Linked DNA regions of Homo sapiens: region 1 is linked to region 2. A link is a contact called in ENCODE Hi-C data. All regions are on one chromosome and are shown on one strand. Each heading gives the region's core, a stretch centred on a gene start or an enhancer-like site at or near the end of the contact. The rest is flanking DNA. Distances are from core to core; before and after follow the strand shown. Region 1 has its middle 24 kb from the start of LINC02005. Region 2 has its middle 81 kb from the start of LINC02005.

Region 1 (5,869 bases), core at 2,662-5,161, 59 kb after region 2:
CAATTTAAATTTCTTTTCCTCAATAAAGGCAGTCAAGTTCTGATATTCTTTTCTATCAGCTTTAAGAAGAGGGAACTTTTTTTCATGTCTGTAATAGAATCCAGGAAGGTTTCTGAACAGGAGTAACTGTGCAAAATTAACCTGGCAGCAGTTTTGGGAGGGAATGAAAGAAGGTCAGGCAGTAGTTAGGAGGCCTATTAAGATGATATTTTAATAATCTAGAGGCAGGCCTAGAAAATATGATTGAGGAAGATGATAAATGAATGAGTAAAGGCTCAGAGGAGGCAAGAGGGACCAGGATTAAGAATATGGGACTTGGTGGCATGTATCCATCGCTCATTCTGCCCATCTCCTTTCTGTGGACTAGGGCCCATGGCACCATTTGGTCATGGCAGTCTTTCCCCCTGAGCAAGCTCTGTAGGCATTATTGCCATTGGCTTCAGCTTGGCACAACCCATGTGCTCTCTTTAGAGATGGAGGAGCTCATCTTCAAAGGGAGGAGCATGACTTTTCCAGGAGGAGGAGCTAAGGAAGAGAGGGAGGGTGAATCTAGCATTGGAATCTCAAGATGAAAATTACCAGATAATTCAACTGCCTCTTCAGTATAGGAATCTGGTTTATGATTTTAGTGCACAAAATAGCAATGAGGCAGCAGGGGATGAGGAGCAGAGGGAAGATTTAGACTGCTTTCCATAAAATAATGACATATTTATTGTACAATTATTATGTGCTAGGTCCTCTGTCAGAGGCTTTGCATGCTTTTCTTGTTTAATTCTTACTGTAACCTTACGAAGTTAGTCATATTATCTCCATTTTGTAGATGAGGAAACTGAGGGCAAGTGGCCCCAAATGACTTAGGAGTAGATTTAAAGGCAGGCAGTATGACTCTAGAGCCCAAGCCCTATGCTAAACTGAGCATTTTGAATATATTAAGGAAACAAGAAATGGAAAAGACCTAATGAATGTCTTTTGGATTTTGCATTCATACCCAGGGCTTACTTATATTAATTTTTGAAAATATGTTCTAATGTCAATTAAAATTGAGGAAAACTGAAACCACTTCTTTGTCACAAATTAGGGACAAAAAGCTGTAAAGATGCCTTTGTTTGATCAGAAAAAAGAATTCTGTTTATGTCTAACAGAGAACTGATTGTAAATGTTACAATGAAGTCTTTTCAGTAATAATGTCCTCTTTAAATTACCTGCTGATTGTTGGCACATGGTAAGAATAACAGAGTCAATGTCTATGTGTATGTGTGTGTGTGAACCTGTTTGTATTATGTTGTTATGCTAAACTCAGCTAAAAATTACACAAAGAATCATCTAACCAGAAAGCAGCTAAGCAATTGCTTACAATGGTTTGGTTGTTATATCATACTCCTTTGATTCATTTTTATTTTTGCTTTCAAGTTTCATTCTAACAAACCATTTAGTGGAGCTGCAGAGTAGAGTTTATTTATTCCGCATGAGATAGCAGGACATTGTAATCACATATGATTTTTTAATATATAAATGTGTCAGATGTCCGGAAGAAACACACTCCCAGGGTAAAATTGCTCTACACCCACTTCTCTGTTAAATAAGACTATTTACTGATAGATAGTGGATTTCAAAAACATTCCCTTTCCCATTTAACAGTGCATAACATTCAGGAAGTCAAATATTTCTTTCTTATATAATAATAAATGCCTGTTAGGATTCATTTTTTTTGTTTCATGTTTCTTATCAGTGTCAATTGTAATCAATTACCTGTAGAAAAAGATGGAAGTTCTAATGTATTATATGATGACACACAGTAGATACAGTCTTTCTATTTAGAATTGAACAAAACCCCTGTGTTAGTATTTTGTGAGTACCAAGGGAAGGCTCTGGAGATAGACCTTAAATGAATAAAGCATTTTTTTAGCCTCCTTTCTTAAATACTTTAACTTTTAGAAATAACACTGGATAGCCAATGAAAACACTTCTTTGATAAAAGCTAAGAATTTAAGATAAAAAACAGCTGGGCAGGTTTTTTCTATACAAAAGGAAACAACTTTGAACTACATAGACAATGTCATTTAAACCCAAACAGATGTGGTTTAATCTTGTTTTTGATCCTCTGGTAGATTTTTCTCAAAATGCCTGCATATGCATAGAAATGATGACTTTCAGATGTTCGAACATAATTTGTCTCTGTTAGAATATCACCTTGGTACATAGATCATGTACACCAAATACTCCAAGGCTTTGAACAGGGACAGCAGGGTACCAGAGAGAATTTATGCTGGTCTTTTGGTTTAGCCTAATGAGTCTGTAAGAAACTAAAGGGGAAGAAGAAAGCAATGGTGTCCACGTAATGTCATTTTCAAAACAAGAAAGTCACATGTGTTCTCCACGACTTCAGTAAATCATGGTGATAGTTTCAGATCCTCGCATTTAGAAATGCTTTTAAGATGAATCATATCACATGAACGCTCTAAAAATAATACACATGGTGGATTTATGCACCCTTCTGTGTCTCCGTTGATTATTATCCACTCATCCTACAATATCCTCTTGCACTGGAGCTTTCCCATCCTAACACCAGGAGAAGGAATCACTGGAGCGAAACGATTTTAAAACAAGAAATGTCATCAGTCAGACTGTGAAGCCACCTACTAAAATATACTCAAATCCACTTTCAACTTCAAAGCCTATTAGAGTTGTTACCTCAGGCAGCAGCCAAAAGGTTGAAGGAAGAGTTGTGCAGATAGAAATTTTTTTTTTTTTTTTTTTTTTGAGACGGAGTCTCGCTCTGTCGCCCAGGCCGGACTGCGGACTGCAGTGGCGCGATCTCGGCTCACTGCAAGCTCCGCTTCCCGGGTTCACGCCATTCTCCTGCCTCAGCCTCCCGAGTAGCTGGGACTACAGGCGCCCGCCACCGCGCCCGGCTAATTTTTTGTAATTTTAGTAGAGACGGGGTTTCACCTTGTTAGCCAGGATGGTCTTGATCTCCTGACCTCATGATCCACCCGCCTCGGCCTCCCAAAGCAGATAGAAATTTTATACAGATTTTTCCTTTCCTTCTCTCCCCTCTCCCTACCTGAATTAATATTATGGTGAATGGCAGGGAAAGCATCTAATGGAACAACATGTGGAGAGGCTTATGATCACTAATAGGAATCAAAAGGAAAGAGAACTCTAGGACAGAGGACACTGGTAATTAAAGCTCAGACCATCAAATGACCATGGGGAGGTCCATGGACAGCATTGTTCCAATTTAGCTTTTCCTTCAAGGTACCCTGTCTTTAGTTTCTATAATTTTCTCCATGGTTGTAGCCCTTGAGAATATGTAAAAGCCCACATCTGGAGTGGGAGGAAATTAGATGCATATATTTGTTGGCAAAATTTTGAAAAAGAAGTGTGTGTGTGCTGGGGATCTGTAGGGGGAATGAATAAGAGGAGAGATGGGGGTGAGGTAGACTGAGGGTGGTGGTGGTGGATTTGTGCTTGAATCATTGAGAAACCAGCCTAATGGCTCCAATCAAAACACTAAAGAAGGATCCAATTCATAAGTGGTCAAACATTTTCTAGAACTCTGTTGGCTCTCTAGCAACAAACTATTGTTCTGTGAAATGTCTCACCTCATCAAAACCCCCCTCAGGCCATACATGTAATGTGAGTTCATCCCTCGCCACAATCTAATCTACAACAATAATCTGGCATTATATGTGAATGCTTATTATTTTAGAAATGCAGATTTGTTTATATGGTTGGAGTCTCTAAGTCCTCTGCACTATCCATTTGTGCTGTCTGTCTGGATGTGTTTCCTGATCTTTGTGTGAGGAAGTTGCCCCTGCTCAACATGACTCAAAAAGAAAATAGTAGACTCATTGGAGTTTTGTCATGATGTGCCAGGGGCATCATGAATGATGTCTCCCACTAAGAATGACAGCAGCTGCCAAAGGATGCAGAAGGCAGGCACTGGCCCAATTACAGAGCAGTGAGTCAGTTTCAGGAGGCTGTGTAGAAATCCAACTGATTCCTGAGGCAGTGAGGAAGGGGGAAGAGCCTGAAGAAGTTACAGGGAGAAGCAGAGGATGCTGCCTTCATTGGAGGATGCTTGGGTCCTGAGCAAAGGAGGAGAGGAACTAAAGGCCATAGCACTCCTTTTGGTGAATGGTTTGGAAAGGGGAAAGAGTGAAAGGGGAATGACAGTGTTACATGGGACACATTAGAAGGCAGCTGAGAAAGGTGGAGAAAATTCCTGAGATTAGGGAGCCACGGAGCTGACTTCTAGCACTGGACATCTCATTGTGTGACTCAGACAAATTATTTCTACTTTTCTTGTGGATCTTGTGTAAAATAAAATGGTCTGATGTCTTCTAAAGCTCCTTCCAACTAGAAAATGATCTGAGCATAACAGTCTTATATGACACTGCTTCTGAGTCTATAAATGCACATATTTAACTCAGACTATTTCAACTGAATGCCTGGCAGAAAGAGGAGGAGTAGGTGGAGTGGAAAGGGGAAGAGAGAGAGCCCAAGACCAAGACAGAATAAACACATAAATGAAGCAGTGATGATAATTCTGGCCCATCTTCACATCTATGGAGTGACTTAGCCAGAGTGACTTAGAAGACACATGATTCTTCACCCCTCACATTTGGTCTTGGCACCTACTGTATGAGCATCTCACCCCCTTGAAAAACACTCTGGTGTTTAAACATATTACTATTAGTATTATAGTGCTTTAATTATTTATTACTATTTTTGGTACAGCATAGTCTCGAACACAAGTCAAATACTCCATTGGGTATTCAACCAAATAATCACTAAATCTATTGTGAAGCAGGAAGAAAACCTGTTTGGGTTAGGTTTAGAGAAAAATGGCACATTGATCTTTGATGTAATGTCTTCCTAAATAATCTTCAATGACAATTCATAATATATGTGATTTTTTTCTTATCCCATGTGCTGACTCCAGAGTTGTAGAATGCTACACCTACTTCCTTTTGCTGTTGTGGGAATCTCTGTTGTAACTTAGGGAGTGGATTAAAGAGATCCACTAAGCCATGAAGAACTGGATGAGATCATAGTCATCATTCTTAAGAGTCTCTGTGGAAAAGTGATGACAATAACAAAAATAACTAATTTGTGCCAAGGGCCTTTGTGCCATGTACCATGTGGAACATTTTACACATATTCTCATCTTTTCCACAACAATCTCATGGTTCACTCAACAACTAACTTACTTTATTGCCTACCTACTACATGACAGAAACTCTCCTGGCCTCCAGGGAGATAGCAGCAAACAAAACAAAATAAAGTTTCTGTACTTATGATGTCAAATTCTGATGAGAGAGAGATGATAAACAACTAAGTATATACAATGTAAGTGATGATAAGCCCTATGGAGAAAAAATGAAGCAGGATAAGGATAGAGAAGGCCAGAGGGAGGCTCACATCTATAATCCCAGCACTTTGGGAGGTTGAAGCAGGAGGATCGCTTGAACCCAGGAGTTCGAAACCAGCCTGGGCAACACAGCAAGACCCCATCTCTACAAAAAATTTAAAAAAATTAGCTGGACATGGTAGGATACACCTATAGTCCCTCCTACTTAGGAGGCTGCCTTGGAAAGATTGCTTGAGCCAGGGAGGTTGTGGCTGTAGTGAACTGTGATCACACCACTGGACTCCAGCCTGTGTGGCAGAGCAAGACCTGTCTCAAAAACGTTTATATACAAAAAACATTAAAAATATGATATATATAACTATATAAAAAAGAGAGAGAATGCCAGAAGGAAAGGTGGGTGCAATTTAAATAGGGTGGACAGGGAGGTCTCTCTGGTAAGGTCATAGAAACAAGGGAATGAGTCCTATGCCCAGGCCAAGAAAGCACTGGGAT
Region 2 (5,599 bases), core at 1,139-3,638:
TGGGTGAACGTATGCTTACCTTTCTCTTGGGTATATACCTAGTAATGGAATTGCTGGATCATATGGCAACTCTATTTTTAAACTTCGGAGGAACTGCTAGACTGTTTTCCAAAGCAGCTGCACCATTTTACATTCTTCCTTGATCTGCAGGTGGGAATATCTCTATAACCATTTGAGTGCATTATATGACTGATTTACATATAAACATAAAGCACTGATTTGCAAGATACAATTGGCAACCACACTATTTGTTGTATTTCGGTTACCAAAAAAACACATCTTCTATCAGTCTATACCAGTGGCTGTCAGCCAGAGGTAATCTTTCCCCCAGAGGCAGTTTGCAATGTCTGGAGACATTTTCGGTTGTGAGGTGTGTGTGTGTATGTGTGTGTATGTGTGTGTGTGTATGTGTGTGTGTTACTAGTGTCTAGTAGATGGAGTCCAGGGATGCTGTTATATATCTTACAATGCATAAGACAGCCCCCGACAACAACAATAAAAAGACTTATCTAGCCCAAAATGTCAATAGTGCTGAGGCTGAGAAAACATGATGTCAACTCAGAGTCCTCAAATTCACAATGCTTCTTTTTACAAGTACACCACTTTCCTAGTATTTATTATGTGCTTTAAAGGAGTCATGCCTGGGCATTTTCTGATTGGAATGCATATAATCTTATTATAGGAAATGTTTAAAATCTTTTATATCATAGTTAGGAAATTATGTAGATTGTATAAAATATATAGATTATACTAGCTTTGAGCTTCATTTCTGGATAATACAATTGCTAGAACAGGAATCAATGGCTTGGATCCCTCAGGTTCAACACTGGGAGCTGGGATGGGTGCAGCTTCCTCAGAGACCATTGAGCCTCCAGGGGAGGGATGGATGCTGGAGGGAAACTGGGGCTCTGTGAGGGAGGAGGAAGAGGAGAATGCTGCACAGACAGTAAACAGGGTCTACTATAATTCCTAGTGTTTGCAAAGATCCAGATTTAGCTCCTGGGGAAGCCTAACTGTATTTCCTACCTTGTTACTTTATAATCTTCTTTCTTTTGTAGCTTCAACTCATTTCAGTAGATTATGTTATTTGCAACCAAAAAGATCCAGAAGTAAAACAAAGGCAGGTGGGAAGATAATGTAAGTGAAGGAAAAAATAGTTTGATATCCTCGTAAGTTTAAAGAAGGACTGTTATAGATATGAATTAAAATTGTCTTGCCTGTTGCCTTTTATCAGCAGATGTGGCTATGGGGCTTATCCGTTTACAAATTTGAAAAAGATGGAGAAAACTTAGGCTTCATATTGAAGATGCTGCAGAGTTTGCATGTGGGCAACAAAGGCTTCACAACAAACGAGGTGTCATGGGAAAAATAAGAGCTGAAAACGTTTCCTGCCTCTGGGAAGTTGGTGCTATGAAAGTTTCCTCTGCTAAGTAATCAAGTAGCACATTTCTCTACTGGTCTGTGAAGAAGAAGGCAGTACTATGGCTGACGAGTTAAACTTTTCTTTGCAGCTTCGAACCTCACTGTGCGTGAGAATCTCAGCATATGTGTCCAAGCCTACCTCTGCATGTTTGGGTTTAAATCAGATTCCTGGATACTGCTCTAAGGGATGACAGTCTTAGTAGGTCCTGTGGGTGCCTGGGAATCTGCATTTTAAACAAATGCTTCCTCCTCATCCTTTATTCCCCTCTCCTCTTCATGATTTTGATCCAGGCTTTGAGAATTTTGCTTTAGATGTAATGATTCTTGTCTTTTTCATGACTGAGGCAAGAGTTGGGAAAGACAGTGCTGCCAGCTTGTCGTGCTGCAGTGAGCTTACTCAGATCCGTTTGTCAGCTCAGCTTTCTGACTGCTTAGAGAGCCAGAGAAGCTGGCTCTTCTGGGAATGGCTGACATTCCCGCGACAATGGAATTTCCTTTGCTGCAGAAGATGTGGCTTGCATCACGCTGTGCACAGATTTTGTTGCTACTCAGTAAGATTTCCCTGAAGTGGCCTCAATTGAGTGATGGCTAGGAATGGGGCTTGCAGGCCCTGAGAGCACACTGATTGCAGTGTGAACATCATGCAGGGTTTTGCAATGCAGAGGAAAATGGTGTTGGGCCAGTGATCATGTCGGCTGCCTTATGAAATGTACTTCTTGTGCCCTCGCAGAGGAGTTACTCTTGATACTGACCAGGGTTAGCGGAAGTGATGAATGTATTTATATGTGTATATAACCCCTGATGGGTTGAAGTTTCTGTGTTTTCAATGGACTTTGATGTGGAGGAGAAAATACATTTCAAGAAGAAATCCCTGTAGGAGAGAAGCCTGGGTGCCTTCCCCCTCCCCCAAAGGCATTCTGATCCAGATAGAAAGCAGGCCCTGAGGATATAAAAATTTGAAGTGCTGTGGAAAACAGTAATTTCAGCTGGGACTGCTGGTGGGTGTGGAGAGATGACTCAGATTCATGAAAGAGAATCAAAGACATCCTGGAAAGAAGAAATGTGTTTGGTAGCATATGGCTGTTTTGCCTTTTTCTTTCTGGGAATGGGGGAGCTTTGAGAAGGAATACAGGGCATATACTAGTGTTAGGGAGGACTAGGGAGCTAGATGTCACCTGCCAAGGCCAGAGGTGTCCTTAGAAAGAACAATAGGCCATCTTGGTGACAGAAATGGTACTAGTGCTTCCTGGATAGCAAATACCAGGAACTCTGTAGCACTGCTCTCCTCACCCTTCCCCATAACTGACATTGCCAGTGGATCACAGTGCCCTTTTTCACTTGAGGCAGTCATTAGCAACACGTCAGAGTTAGCACTCCAGATGAGATTGAAGATACTTAAGCATTCCACCGAAGAAGATCAGAGAGAACTTCTCAGACCAGATGAAATGTAGAAACAAGACAAATATCACAGAATGGTTCCAAAGCTTCAAAATATCTTGGGGGATTCTCTGATTCCTTTCTAAGGACTGTGAGAAACCTAAGATAATTTATATCAATGACAATAAAAGCAGCTATTATTTGTCAAACACTTTCAATATGCAGGCACTGAGCTATTTTTGTGTCATTTAATCCTCATAGCAGTGTTGTGAGGGGCTGACATTCCTATTTTACAGGTGAAGAAACTGAGCTCAGAGAGGTTGATTGACTTTCTCAGGGTCACACAGCTGATAGGTTGTAGCCTACTGTCATTACTATATTTTACTCCCCCTGCAGTTACCCTTTTATCTCATTCCTCATATTCTCCCTCCAATGTTTATCTTATATTTAGAGTTTACCTGTCACCTATAGTCAGGTAGTGTTTCCTACACTCAAAAGGGTGCAAAACTGCATGGGTGCATGCACACAAATACACACACACATCCTCTAAGGGTAGCTAAGGCATCCCTCCCCTGTACTCCCACAGTACCTTATGATTACTCCAATCAAAGCACGTATCACTCTGTTTTTAATTCCCTTATTACTTATTTCCCCCATAAGACTGAAATCATTTAACACAGGGACTTTTTTTTTTTGAGACAGAGTCTTGCTCTGTCGCCCAGACTGGGGTGCAGTGGCGCAATCTCGGCTCACTGCAAGCTCCACCTCGCGGGTTCACGCCATTCTCCTGCCTCAGCCTCCCCAGTAGCTGGGACTACGGGCGCCCGCCACCACGCCCTGCTAATTTTTTTTGAATTTTTAGTAGAGACGGGGTTTCATCATGTTAGCCAGGATGGTCTCGATCTCCTGACCTCGTGATCCACCTGCCTCGGCCTCCCAAAGTGCTGGGATTACAGGCGTGAGCCACCGCGCCCGGCAACACAGGGACTTTCTTGTTTATTTTCTGTACGCTTTCGATAACTAAATTATTAAGATTCCAAGTTGTTCCATAACTTGGCAGAATACTATCTTGGTATCTTGAATGTGGTATCTCGTATTCAATGAGCAACCATATACGTGTTGCTCATTGAGTATTCTGACACCTTTTTTTCAATAAACTTCTGTATAGAAACACTGTGTGAACAGTACTTGCCAGTTGGTATTTTGAGCCCTCAAATTGGTGAGATTTTTGTAGGATAGGATAAAAGCTCTAAGTGAAATGCTATGATTCTTTCTTTCCCCAAAGAGTATGAGGCTCTTTGAGCAAAACACATGTGTATATGCATACTTCTGTCTATATACATTTTAATAATAACAATAGCTGTCATTGACAACTATTAATTGACAACTTAATATGTTATAGGCCTGTGCTAAGACCCCAAGTAACATTCTCTCATTTGTCTTTTGCCTTAGGATATGTTTTGAGCATAATTTTCCAGAAGAGAAAATTGAGGCTCAGAGAAGTTAGGAAATCTGCCTGAGGCCACACAGCCAGGAAATGACTGAGCTAATATTCTGACCTAAAACGTTTACCTACACAGTGTCAGTCTTAAGCAGGCATTTAGAATCCAGAGGGCTTGGGCTCAAGATTATCTCTCTCAGTCTGGTGAATGCAAGGTAATGCAAAGGATTAGCCCCAGTCAGACTTCTGACCAGCTCCCTGAGGTTTGTTTATCCTCTGAATTACCTGTGCGAAGATTTCTGCCATCGCCATCTCCCCTTTCTCTGCTTGTGGAGAGTGGGCTCAGGAGTGAGGGGAAGCATGCAGAAATTGTTAGTTGACACCTCGCCCTGGTCATTCCCATGACTTATGAGTGCACATCAGACACACAGTTGCCAAACACTCTCGCGTGATACTCATTTTCCCTGGGTCCCAGCTGCCTATGAGTCCAGAAAGAAAGCTGGGGCCAGCGCTGGGGTCAGCCAAACAAACAGATGGAGATGAGCAGAGGTGACAGCCGATCACTCCTCGGCATCTGCTGGGCCTGTCGCGGCTGCTCTGGCTGGCTGATGCCTTGACCCAGCTAATCCTGTTGGTCATCCTGGTGCCGGCTGTGTTGTGTCACTCATCCTACCCTTGGGGTGACTTCTGCTTTCCTTTGGAAAGTCAGATGGATAATGCTGGACTGCTTGCCTCCGTCCTGGTCTTGGGTCAGCCAAGCCCTCACATGGACTAAAGGGCTATCCAAGGTGCCAGTCTCTAGGGAGTTTACAGATAATATTAGTCTATCTCCAGGTACTTCCCATTTTGGCATTTTGTTATCTGACACCAACAGTGCTTCTATTCCTGCTGTGGTTAGCTAAGGTTTTAAGAATACCGTGCTAAAAGAGTAAAAGACCCAGGCTTATGTGGGGGTGGTTTTTTGGGTCCATGGCCACAAACTTCACCCATCCCTCTACCTCTCTAATAGTTCCTGAGCACCTATTATGTGCCAATCACTGTATTAGGATTACTGCCAAATCGATAGTGAAAAAATCCAATTTCATTAGTGCCACCACAGAACGTAGAATCCACTAGAGGAGCTGAAAAATAAACTAGCTAGAAATAGATTGATATAATTACGATTTGAGCAAAGTCATAAAGGAGAAGAGTGTTGCAGGAAGTGGTAGGTGAAGACCCAGAAGCAGCCAGCAGCTTTACTCCTTCTAGGAACTGAAAGGTGGCCCTGGTACTGGGGTGTGGTAGATGGCGGGGAGCGGGGAGGAGATTGGGAAGGCCAGGAGGGCACAGGTCAGATCATGTGAGGGAGCTTGAGCTTGT

The links. Hi-C counts contacts between places; a loop is a spot of excess contacts on that map. Pooled maps may share reads with other maps.
Region 1: a map of gastrocnemius medialis shows a loop between it and region 2 (2.1-fold over the local background). The contact joins two enhancer-like sites. A Hi-C loop is called at or near these places in 3 of 168 maps with a recorded cell type or tissue (aorta, ascending aorta and gastrocnemius medialis) and 3 of 50 pooled maps.

Annotation. Positions count from the first base shown.
Region 1 is chr3:73,782,765-73,788,633 of GRCh38, forward strand. No RefSeq gene overlaps it. Among named protein-coding and RNA genes, the nearest start is that of LINC02005, 24 kb to the right of the region's middle. Within about 2 kb of position 3,912, at least 3 of the 41 ENCODE cell types and tissues checked have a DNase peak (open chromatin) inside an H3K27ac peak, as active enhancers do.
Region 2 is chr3:73,725,328-73,730,926 of GRCh38, forward strand. No RefSeq gene overlaps it. Among named protein-coding and RNA genes, the nearest start is that of LINC02005, 81 kb to the right of the region's middle. Within about 2 kb of position 2,389, at least 6 of the 41 ENCODE cell types and tissues checked have a DNase peak (open chromatin) inside an H3K27ac peak, as active enhancers do.